2 separate regions of the Mus musculus genome follow, and region 1 is linked to region 2. Evidence: chromatin contacts called from ENCODE Hi-C or POLR2A ChIA-PET data. All regions are on one chromosome and are shown on one strand. Each heading gives the region's core, a stretch centred on a gene start or an enhancer-like site at or near the end of the contact. The rest is flanking DNA. Distances are from core to core; before and after follow the strand shown. Region 1 overlaps Xxylt1 (xyloside xylosyltransferase 1). Region 2 has its middle 61 kb from the start of Fam43a.

Region 1 (5,915 bases), core at 1,376-3,875, 300 kb after region 2:
AAGGGACAGACAGAGCCTGGGTCGGGGAAGTCCTGACGGAGTGTGTCTTGTTGACATGGGCACTGCCATTTCACTGTCCGACAGTGTCAAAGCCTTCCCTTGGAGACAGAGTGCAAATGAGGGACCGGCGTGTGCAAAGATGAGCAACTAAAGCTCCTCCCTCCTCCTGGATGCTTATAGTCTGCATGTAAGACTAGCCAACCTCTACCCAAGGACCGCACTGAGGTTCCAGGTTGCTGGTGTGGAGCCGTGGCTCCCCCAGTGTGCATGGACCCCACCAGATCCCTGCTTTTCTGTATGGGGTGTCTGTCCTTTATTCCCTAGTCAGGGCTTGGGGACCCACAAGACAAGAGAAGCAGCAGCCGCATGTCATCCAGCAGGAGACGCCCAAAGCCTCATTCTCACTGAGATACTCTGGGCACCAGAGGATACCTGAGGGCAGCAGCTAGGTATCACTGAAGGAGCATCTACTGACCTCAAAACGAACGAGCAGAACACCCCACTGCAAGGATGAGGCCAACTGTGTGGGCCACTGTGGCCTGCTGGGCAATGGCCTAGACTGGGCACAGGGATAAGAGAACTCTCATGGGACTTCGGGTGGGCTCCGGGAGCAGAGGGCGAAACAGTGTGCCCAGGGGAAATGGCTTTGTCTGCCACTGCAGGCGCTCAGCCCCAGGAGGGCTGACTCTGCAGATGTCTTTCCCTGCCTGCCTAGCTTGCTAAGGGTGCGTACCACAGCAACCAGCCCTTGTCCACCCAGCCATCTGGTTGTTTCTGTTTCGACATGGCTTCCTGTGCCAGACTTGGGCATATTCAAGGTGACCTACATTGCTGTTTGGTTCCCACAGCTGCACAGGCTATGACCAGTCAATCTCTGGGGGCTACAGAAACTCTGACGAGACAGCCTAGCCCCCTCCACACACCCATAGTCCTCTCAGAGCCCGGAAGAATCACAGCATCAGTCTGAGGCCTCCCCAGGCCCCCAGCCAGGCCCTGAAGCTCTGACCCCTCTCAGGAGGTGTTGAGCCCCCACCACACTGCAGGCTTCATGCCATGCCACCTGGGAGCAGGCTCTTCAACCTGCCTGGGCAAAACCTTAGTCACAAGCCTTTCTCCTAGCCCTGCTGCACTGGAGCTGGGAAGACGAGGCAGGGTTAGGAGACGGCCACCAGTCCATCCTACAAACTGCAGGGCACGGAGGTGCTGGAGTTGGGTAGATTCTGGAAGAGCTGCACAAGGAGGACCTGGAAAAGGGGAAGGGCAAGCCAGGGACAGGGAGCCATTAGCAGCAGTGCAGGCTGGGAGGGCTGGCATGTGAGGAGAAGATACAAAGCTGTAAAGAAGCCCAGCAGATGGCTGACACAGGCTGATGAAGGAACCCCAGACTCTTGTTGAGTTCAGACATTTAGCGGCTGGAAGAAGTGGAGTCAGGAAGATGGCGGCCTAGGGGAACCCCAGCCACCTCTCCTCTGCACTAAAACCTGAGCAGCTGATACTAACTCAGGCCTTGGGGCTCCTCTGTTGCAGGGATCTCAGAGGAGCCTCAGAGCCACACAGACCTGGCTGGGTCTGCAGGCCACGCATCAGCCAACCCTGTGATCCAGGCCAGCAGGCCTTCCTCCACTCCATCTCCTCTCCGCACAGTCAGGCCTTTCTCTAGGTTTTATCTCCCCATGTGGTGCCCTCCACACCTAAGCCATCAGCATCTAGCGCTCATCTTTTTAATTAAAAAGAGGTTTATTTTTGCATGCAGTCACAGCAATATAAAGTTCCGGGTCCATTTTCTTTGAGTCTGAAATGTCCCTTGGTTTCTAGCCGTGGGTGCTGTTCTGGGAGGCTGTGGCACCTTTAGAGCACAAGGTTTGGCAAGAGGAAGTGGGCCACCGAGGGTGGGCCTTGGGGCTCAAGAGCTTGACCGTGCACAGGAGGTGACAGTGACCTTTGGGAGAAGTGGGTAAGGGATACCAAGGAGCAGGGCATGCTGGACTGGAGAGGGTATGAACTGAATGAAGCAGAGGGGAGCTGACGGCATCTTGTCAGAGAGGCTAGAGGAGGGCAAGGAAGCATGTGCCAGAGCAACCAGACTGATGGGAGGGTGCTGGGGAAAGGGCGGGGGTGGGAAGGACCTGATGGGTAATGATCAGAGAGCACTTACTGTGTCCTAGACTGTTTAGACTTTACTAATATTCACACTAATATCTAAAGGACTGAGTGAGGGGAGGGCTGTCGTCTCCAGCTTCTAATGAGGAAAGCTAAAGTAGGGACAGGAGGACCAGGCTCAGGGATTTGCCAGGAAGAGGGGAGCCCTGGGGCATATCTAAGGTCAAGGATATGGAGGAAGTTTAGGAAGATGGCAGGTGAAGTAACCTATAGAGAAGGAGGGATTAGAGTGAGAACAGCTTGACCTCAATGCTAATTTTCAAGGTCCCTTGGACAATCCTCTTTGGGATAAATAACAGACAGATAAAATGGCTTGCCGGAGCCGGGAGGGTGTGAATGGAACCAGTCAGGTGAACCCTGGAATGCATCTTACTGGTGTTTGTCTGGAGAGTCACAGAGGCACTTGCCAACATGTTGGCCTCAAGTGGGTGAAGTAACTGGGGGAGGGGAAATCAGATCCCGGGGCAGGAGTGCACAGCCTGTGAGAAGATACTGGAGGCAGAGTTCAGGAAGGCTGCAGAAGAGAGGACATCTTGTACCCGCAAGCTGACAGCTGTGAGGCTCCCTCCCCCAGGGTGAAGAGGGAGGATGAGGCAGAGGCCAGGAATCCACATCAGTCTGAGATGCCCAGGGACAAAGGCTAGGCAGGCAGGGTCCCAGAGACGGAGGCCTCATTGAGGGCTGGGCACCGCTGTCAGGGATCCACTCAATTCTGGAGAGTTCTGGGACTCCAGTGACGTTAAGATGCAGACTGGGCTTGTGAGCACCCGGCCCCTGCTCTCCCCACACACAACACTTAGCCTTAGCTTAGAGAACCAATTCTGTCTGTTCCCTGAATCTAAGCCAAGGGGGTGGGGGATGTTTATCGAGGGGGAGACGGAGCCCATGTCACCTTTGGAATTGGCTCACTGCTCCCAACAGCCCTGTGGCATTGGAGGTCACAAGAAAAAGGGCCAGGGACGCACGATGGGGTGCTTTCCAGGACAGTGAGCAGAACGTGGGTGTGTGTGGCAGGAATACATAGGGGTATGTGTGGAATTTGACCTTGTGTCTCCAGTTAAACTCCACCAGCCACACCAATGCCCTTCACTGAAGGGAGCTCAGATCCAAAAGCCAGAGGCGCAGGGACTTGCCTCCCTCAGATGCGAGGGTCCAGGTAGCAGGGCCTCAGCGAAGCATGACTTCTTAAACCAGGAGAAATGAGGGCACCTTCCTTCCCCTCCCATCTAAGCAGACCCTGTGCCGCTCACTGCGCATCTGTGCGTGGGTTGGGTCAAGGTATCGGATAGTGGCAGCACACTGACACAGACACTGTCACCTCACAGGTCTTGCTCAGAGCAAGGCCGCTGTGGACTAGATCCAGGCTCTGTTTTCAGGAGCCTGTTACAGAGTGGGCCTGTCCAGTCACCACTGAGATGGAGGCGTCGCTGACAAGCTCCCAGGGGATAGCGCTGTTGCTGCTGCCACTGCCACCGCTGCCACTACTGTGGCTGGCTCAGGGTCTACTCAGAAAAAACAGAAGCTGGTTTCTGTTTGGCTAGTTTGGATTTGTTTGTTTGTGTTGTTATTCTTTTTAAAGATTCATTTATTTTTATGAGTACGGATGTTTTACTGGCACATATGTCTGTGTCCCATGTGCGTGCAGTGGCCATGGAGGCCAGAAGCACCTGTCAGATCCCCGGGAACTGGAGTTACAAATGGCTGCAAGCCACCATGTGGGGGCTGGGAATTGAACCCAGGTCCTGTGGAAGAGCAGCCTGTGCTCCTGACCAATGAGGAACTCTCTTCAGCCACTTTGATCCTTTTTAAATTAAAACATTTTAGTATCCTGTGTGTGTGGGCGTGCGTATGTGGTGTAGAGAGGCGAGAGGACAGCTCTGTGCAGTTTTCTTCTTCCATGCTCATGTGGCTCCAGGATGCAAGTCAGGTAGTCTTGCGCGCGCTCAACTGGCCAGGAAGAACGACGCTGCAACAGGATCCTTCTGCACACGTTTATTGGGAGAGCTTGATTGTAGAGGCGAAAAGACCTCGAGCCCAGAACTGGTGCTGCTTTTATAGGCCTAGGACAGGCGTTCTCTCTCATCTGATTGGTTAACTTGTCTCTCATCTGATTGGTTAACTTGTCTCTCATCTGATTGGTTAACTTGTCTCTCATCTGATTGGTTAACTTTTGTCAATTCTCAAAACCTCACCTTGGCAAAAGAACCTTTACTGGCTATGTATGTGTGGTGGCCAGCTGTAGCCAACTGCCACTCTGCAACTGCCACTCTGTAACTGCCACTCTGTAACTGCCACTCTGCAACGGCTTCCCACAAGGTAGGTGGTCACGTTTGTATGTATGCACGTTATCAGCGGTGCCACCTTATCAGCCCTTTTAAAACTGTTTTTCTAGAGATGAAGACTATAAGAGTAGTACCAACACCATTATTTTTTAATGACCATAAAACAGGCAATATGACAATTTGAAGTGTTTTGCAAATTCTATACTAACGCTTGCTGCATCCTCTTATTCTTGTACAGCCTTGGGTGGAGGGGCTCCCAGGAAAATGATCCCTAGAAGTAACATGCTCCCGGCCATGGAGCAGATGTGGGAGAGGGGCTGGCTCCTCCTTACATCACCAGTGCATGACCAGGTCAAGAATGCTGGGCTGGAGGGGCAGCTGGGCTCAGCTTGGACCACATTCAAATTTTGGTCCTCCACTTATCACCCTGGAAATTGTCTGGAGAACTGTCATTCTCCACGTGCCTGGCTTCTATACACAAGCCCCTGGCTTCTGGACTGTACCCAGGGATGTTGGGAGGACGCCATGAAACAATGCAGGCAGTGTCCAACATGTCTGACGAGATCACAGAAGCACAATTCAAGTTCACTGGGCAGTGAGGTTGCCAGACTCACACCCCTTCTGCTCTTATCTGAGCACGTGTGGGCCCTGCAACCATCAGCAGGTGACCTTGGCAGAACCACAGCCTGTCCTGGGGTCTCAATTTCCAAAACTGCTCAGTGGACTCATCAGCTGGAGGATCCTGTCATGTGCTGAAGCCCTGGTGCCATGTAGCTTGCAGAAGTGAATTTCAAGGGGACGCTGGTCACTGAACCCCGACATTCATCTGTCACCGGATGTGCCACCAGTGTGCTGAGTGTGCCGTGGGTTTTGCTAGGGTTGGTTACTCACTTTTGATTGAAATCTGATTATCGTTGACAGCAAAGCCCCTGACATATTCAGTATTGGGGTATGGGCGGTCTCCCATGAGCATCATCTCGCTGTTTGCTGTTTTTAGGAGTAGCACACGAGGTGCTCACTGTCCGGATACACTTCTGCCTAGTCCTTCCTCGTTCCTTCTCTTCTAGGTGGTCTCATGAGATGGTGCTTGACCTACCCCCCCCCCTCCCTCATGGCAGTTGTGTGAGAAGAAGGGCTGGGGCAGGGGAACAACCAGGAAGAGAACATCTCTGACCCCTGGAGCCTCTTCCCTTCCTTCCTTTTGGTATAGAAACATGGAGTCTTATGGTAGAGGGGGCTTCGCTGAAGGCACTCTTTCCCAACCTAATGGCTTAGTCACAGCCAAGGAACTCAGTCCCCTCTCCCCTAACATGATCTATACGACCTCTACATGGCTTCCTCAACCCTAGTCCATTTCCCGACCACTTCCTCAGACTGCAGGATCATGGTCTGAGGTCTTAATGGTGTGACGCCCACTGCTGGGAACCATCAGTGGCACCCCCATGTGCTCTCCAACCCCTGCACATGTTCCCA
Region 2 (6,403 bases), core at 2,523-5,022:
AAGCCACCTAAGGTTCAAAGAGGCGAATTGCTTGTACAAAGCAAACAGGCCTGGCTTCCAGCTGGAGAAGCTGCCGAGAGGCCTCCTGGTATAGCAGGGACCTTCAGACTAGAAGCCCCTCCTTTTTAGCTCAATCCCACCCTTCCCGGGCACGTCTACTGGATCTTGGTGGTTTTCTGAAAAGTTCAACTATTTTTCAACCCTCTTTCCTGAGAAAACTAAGGGTGTGTCATAAATCAAATAGAATTTTAAGTAGAAATCGCAGCTGGGCATTTTGTGATGAAGTCGCTGTTTAGGTACGGACACTGCACTTGTGTTAACAGAAATGACAGTGGACACTTCAAAAAAAAAATCCATCCATTGACAGATGGCAAGGGTGGGAATAAACACTGTAGTGTCATACTGCGAGTTGCTGTATTTAGGTTTCAAAAGACTCAAGAGTACACCTTCCCCTTCATGATTGACTTGGAAAGAAGTAGAAATCAGGACCAAACAGGCCAAATGCACGGAGTTCTTGCAGGCTGTGTGCGGAGCCGCAAGCTCTGTGAGGCCTTCTAACCAAACAAGCTTTCCTCACTCTCTCTGTGATGACCAACATGGTGCCAGCCCTTCAGAGCCCCTCAGGTGTCTTCCCTGCCCCAGAATTTTGATTTAACTGGCCACATTACCACTCTGAGCAGCCCAGCCCATTCCTCCTCCCGCCTTTGTATCACTCCATCTCCTTCTGGGGGACTTTTCTCCTCCAAGATCTGGTTCTTTGTCATCACTTAGGGCCACTCTGGCGTCACGGTCTCAGGGAAGCCTGCCTCCACCATCCTACCCAAAGGGCCTCTCTTGGGGTTGCGGAGCAATGCAGAGATAAAGCATTTGCCTGTCATGCATGGGGCCCTGGATTTGATTTATAGCACCCCCAAAATAAGATAAACGAGGGATCTCTTTCTACCACCTACCTTGATCATTCTATCCACCCACTCTCTAGCCTATAATTCTATCTCGTCTATGACAAGGGCTCTCTGTATATGATTGCTAAGGAGTGTCAACTGCTCTCTCTCCCTTTGGACTGAATGCTTAATGAGAGCAGGCCTGTGCTTCCCCAGGGCCTACACCGCACCATTCACTAACAAACATACATGTGTCTAATGTTGGATGAGCAGCTGAGAGAGGGACTGGCCAGCTAAACCACAGGCAGTACAGGAGACCAAAGCTGAACGCAGGAACGAAAAGACTCTTCTCAGAGCCCTTGCCTTGTATCTGAGAGAGCCAGTGATCTTCTGAAACCTTTAACCTATTTGAATCCCAGCTTCCTCTTCAGGAGCTGCGAGGGATGGGTGTAGATACTCTGTGGAGTCTACCTAGTCTGCATCATCTGCGCTCACCAAGGCCTGGCATCTCCTGGCACAATGTAGAGGGATATCTTCATGTGGCTGATTCATGTATTTCCATTTGTCAGGCAACTCCTAAGTTCCTAGAGATGGGGTCTATATAAGGAGGCAGGAGCTTCCTCTGTGGTTTAATTGGGGAATAATTAGTAAGCAATGCTAACCAGCCCTTTATTAGTCATGGGTCTGATGAGCTGAAATGAAGCAAGGCTGAACGCAAAAATTCCATTAACTCTAGCCATATCTACACCCAAGGTCGGCCATGTCATTTGATGCTTTGAAACAAGCTGCCTTTCATTTATTGCAGTCATTAATTTTGTAGGGAGAGACAAAGAACTTGAATCTCTAAGCGTGTGAGCAATAACCACAGTTGAAGACAACCTTTTGGTCGGTTTGTATTTTCAGAGCCAGGGGTTCGCAGCATAATGAAAATTTCATAAAGAGCAAGGGAGAAGTAGCCCAGGCTAGAGCAAAAAAGAAGACCCCAGGATTCATGTTTGCTAAGAGACTTTTTATCTTACTCTGTGTGTGTATGTGTGTGTGTGTGTATCTTACCTGTTATTCAAGCACAATTGGGAATCCTGTGACTGCTATAGTCTGGATAACGAGGAAATCAGTAGAAACAGACACTGTCTACTTAGGCTGAGCTGAGTAAGGCAGACTCTGACCTGCCTGCAGTAGGATTTGTGCACCGGGAGTGTCTGGTAGAAGGCTTTGAATGGCAGGACTGTGTCAGCAACTGACACAGGATAAGACAGTTTCTAAAGCTTGCTTCACAGTGAGCCCATCTTGCATATTTTCTATGCAGTTGACACTGATAACCCATCCCATGGAGTGTGTGTATAGATACATTTCTCCTCGTCTTAAAGCCAGACAGAGTTTTGTGACTGCCCTGATGAATGGGGTGTGGGAGAATTGCTATGTGTGTCTTATTTAGGTTTTTCTATGGCTGTGAAGAAACACCATGATCATGGTAACTCTTATAAAAGAAAACATTTAACTGGGACTGGCTTCCAGTGCAGAGGTTTGGTCCGATATCATCATGGTGGGAAGCATGGTGGCACATAGGTAGACATGGTGCTGGAGAGGTAGCTGGACGTTCTAGATCCAGATAGACAGGAAGAGAGCTTCCGTGGGCCTGGCTTTAGCTTTTGAAATCTCAAAGCCCACTCTTAGTGACACACCTCCTCCAACAAGGCCACATCTCCTCCAACAAGGCCACACCTCCTCCAACAAGGCCACACCTCCTAATAGTGTCCCTCCCTATGGGTCCATGGGGGCCATCTTCATTCAAACCACCACAATGTGAGTCCCAAGGCTAGAACACACATTTTCCTCTCTTGCAATATTTCTCCTTAGAACCCAGTCCCTGTTCTGTGAAGAAGACCAGGATAGCCCATGCTGAGAACTCATGGACATGTCAGACGTAGATCTTCTGGCAATAAGCTACCTGAAGAGCCTACTCATACCCAATGTGAGTCACTTAAGTAAAGATAACCCTGGCTATTTCTAGTTCCCTGTCTTCATGCCTTCCTAGACAACGCCTAAGCATGAAAGAGCAGAGGCCAAATCACCTTTACTAAGCTGGTTAAATCCTCAACTCTTGAGAACTTTCAAAAACAATAGTTGTTTTTGGCCACTCCCAAATGGCTGTGTCCTGGGGTCATATTGTACTGCCTCAAGAGAAGCTGAAATAAGCTCTTCATCAGGGAGCCTACGGTACAAGGCACTCACAGCAGCTTGTCTCAGTGGTAGTTGTATGCAGCCACAGGCAAGCCAGAGACCACCGTTTCTCCCATCTTCCCTGCTACTTCCTGTGATGTTCCTGTCAGAGTCGCCTCCTTAAGCTCCAGGAGCACTGTTCATAATGCTATCACAGTCTGTTCCATGGACCATTTACAGGTCTCATAGTTAACACTGGCGACCAATTGGGTTTTCAGTTGGGATATTGCAAAGAAACCTCCCCCAAAGCCCTTATGTGTCTCTCCATATTAGCAATAATAAATAAAGAAACAATAAATTAGAGATGTTGTGTTAAGTCCAATAACCAATAGGAGAAAGAAGCTGCACCAGCGTATGTACCAGGGATGGGGGGGGGGGAGGGGAGGGGAGCATTAAACCTGGATAGCTTTCCCTCCTGTTTCAGCTTCAAACATTTGGAAGTTCTTCAGAAATCCTTCATAAGATGATCCTGAAGGCAGGCTCTCTGCAAAGACATCCTGCCAGGAGGTTGACATTTGGAACCAAGGTGACCAGGGACAGGGCCGTAAGGCTGCCTGAGCATCTGCTGCAGTGATTACCACACTGCGGCATGTAGACCCAGCCAGGCCCTTTGAGATCACAGTGTAACTGAGATGGTGAGCATACATGAGGGACCTAGACCTCACAGCTGTGCCTGGGAGGAGATAGAAGGCTAGGGGGCAATCTCCGCTCAGCCCTACCCGTCAGTGAGTATTTGATGGTCTGCCACATGCTGCCACGGACTAGAGCCAAATGTGTAAAACCCAGCCCCGACAGGAGCTTTGTGCTCAAATCTTGGAAATTTACTAACCTCTCTTTGGCTCTCTTTGCTTGTCTGTGAAAATCAGGTACATTTGAGAACATCTAGTATTGTGAACACATGGGCATTCAGAGCATTCTGGCGGAGACTGAATGTTCCCAGCCATTCTTCTTGGATCCCGACTTAATGGGCCCCAATTTCTCAGCGGCATGAGAAGTCGGTTAGTAGAGAAGCAGGAAGCTGGGGAATGGCTCGAACAACATGAACAAGCCTGGCTGGACACACTGAGAAAAAAAAAATCTAACAGACGAGCTTCCAGAGTTACAGGATGAATAAGCCAAAGGGACCTGAATTCCGAGGGTGTTAGAACATTTGCAGTGGCTGGAAACACTTAACTGGGGAGGGATTAGTGACCGTAGCTAATTTGTAAAGCAGAGATTCCTTTCTATGGTCTGCTTGTTCTTGGTTGCTCAAGTCACCTGATCTCCCTCTGAGGTAGGTAGCTTCTTCCTTCTGTGATGAGCGCCTTGCCCGGGGAACAGGATGGCCCACAGGCAGAGGAGGGTCCCCTCAGGAAAAAGGGAAGGGGTGTTCTGTGGGATGGAGGCATCAGGGTGGTGTGTTTGAGACCTGTGGCCAGAGAGGGGACTCCCAGTCTTGGCTTTGTCACAGTTTCAGTAACATGAGGGTTAGCCTGAGCAGTCTGGCTCTGTCCCCTTGACACGGCGATGCTCCTGCTATGCTTTGCTTTCCTTTAAGCTCTCTTGGCTTCTACTGGTTCCCTCTGCCCTAATTCCTTTCTGGCTTCTCTACTCTTCTAAAACAGTGTCCACCACATGCCACCCCCGCCCCACTCCTGACTGTAGCTCACCTTTCTTCTCCCTAAACACGCTTCCACACAGCTCTGACAGCACTCCCATCTCCTGAGCGCACCAGGTGTTACACGAAGGATCTTTGCTGCATCCCTTAAAAGCCTGGCCTCTTATAGATAGCCTTACCAGACTCTGCTGAAAACCCAAATCCTCTGCCCATCTGGAGACAACTGAAGCAGGTATCCAGGGTCTCTTCAAAGCTGCCCTGGGGTGTGGAATGTGCACCCAGGGCTAAGAACAAAAAGTTCCTCTTCATCTGTGCGCCCCAGTGGGTTCAAATAGCTGCCTCTTCCTCCTATGAGAACAAACACGCAGTTCTTCAGATTGCTTTGTTTTTCTGTTTTAAGACAGGATTTCTCTGTTGCAGCCCTGGCTAGCTTTGAACTTGCTCTGTAGACCAGGCTGGCTCCAAACTCCTTCCATCCCCCTGCCTCTACCTCCCAAGTGCTGGGATTAAAGGTATGCTGCGCCACCACTGCCTGGCTCCGTTGCCATTCTTAATGATACTGCTGGGTCACGGGGCTGTTATTTCTTTTCTTCTTTCTTCTCCCCATGTCTCCCTTTCCCCCCTTCTTCCTTCCTTATTTATTTTAATTTTTGGATGGAGAGGGTCTCACTCTGTAGCCCAGGCTGCTCTTGGACATGTTATTGTCCTGCCTGGGCCTCCTAAGTAGCCCCATCTTTTTTTTTTTAATTTGGACCCCAAGTCCCGAGGACTGATTCAATATTACCCCTGTCTTTCAAGTCACGTTCTTACAGTGGTCCCTGAAAGATATTCTTTTTGGAATACCAAAGGTAATTATTCCTATACCTCAATTCTACGATGCTTCTTTATATAAAGATGGCCATTTTCATTTGTCTGCATTTATCTTTTTGACTGTGTTCTGATAAAGCATCCTCAGTCTGTGTGCATGCATCTTAATGCAAATGATTTGTCCCTGGATTCTTCACACCTCCGACGCACATTTTCACACACCAGGTCTCCCCGCTTTCTTCTCTGAACTCATCATGTCTCTTTCTGAGAGACAAGGCAGTTTTCTACAAGGGAAGCAAACTTTTCCAGGCTCAAATATGTGGTAGCATGCGCCTCTCCCATCCCTTTGTCCCATAACAGGAAGCTCGACGGAGATGAAGATGTGAAGAATTTCCTCGCTTCCCACAGATCCCAGTGCCTTGATGCAGAACGGAGAGACACAGCCTTCTAGAGCCAGAGTTCCAAGTCAGCCCAGAGGCATCTGGCAAACAATTATCCCCAGCCCCACCTTCTTCCAATTGGCTCTGATTTTACAGCCACTAATAGGGCTGCTTAAGTTCCCAGTCACCTGGGAAGGGAAGCAACTGAAGCATTCTCCACGAAGTGACTTGAGCTAAGTCTCATAGCAAAGCTGGGATAGCGATGCGGAAACTAGCCATGCCAAGATTCCATTGGAGGTTCTTCAGCTTTTTAAAATTGATTATTTTATTTATTTACATTTCAAATATTGTCCCCCTTCCCTGTTTCCCCTCTGCAATTCTCCTATCCCCTCCCCCTGATTCTATGAGGATGCTCCTCCATCTACCTACACACCCCAGCTCACCACTTTAGCATGCTCCTACTCTGGGGCATCGAGCCTCCACAGTACCAAGGGCCTCCCCTCCCACTGATGCCAGAT

What was found. A loop is a pair of places that touch in the nucleus more often than their neighbours do. ChIA-PET counts read pairs that join two places held with the same protein, here RNA polymerase II (POLR2A).
Region 1: POLR2A ChIA-PET joins it to region 2 with 21 read pairs in Patski. The contact joins two enhancer-like sites. A Hi-C loop is called at or near these places in 1 of 37 maps with a recorded cell type or tissue (v-Abl transformed pro-B cells). POLR2A ChIA-PET finds 5 or more read pairs at or near these places in 2 of 5 experiments (Patski and embryonic stem cell).

Annotation. Positions count from the first base shown.
Region 1 is chr16:30,961,959-30,967,873 of GRCm38, forward strand. The region is part of intron 3 of Xxylt1 (xyloside xylosyltransferase 1); the gene reads right to left. It overlaps Gm15742 (a long non-coding RNA gene), which reads right to left. Exons shown (of 2, transcript XR_384807.2): 2 at 4,571-5,915. Among named protein-coding and RNA genes, the nearest start is that of Gm15742, 12 kb to the right of the region's middle. Within about 2 kb of position 2,626, at least 1 of the 3 ENCODE cell types and tissues checked has a DNase peak (open chromatin) inside an H3K27ac peak, as active enhancers do.
Region 2 is chr16:30,657,526-30,663,928 of GRCm38, forward strand. No RefSeq gene overlaps it. Among named protein-coding and RNA genes, the nearest start is that of Fam43a, 61 kb to the left of the region's middle. Within about 2 kb of position 3,773, at least 1 of the 3 ENCODE cell types and tissues checked has a DNase peak (open chromatin) inside an H3K27ac peak, as active enhancers do.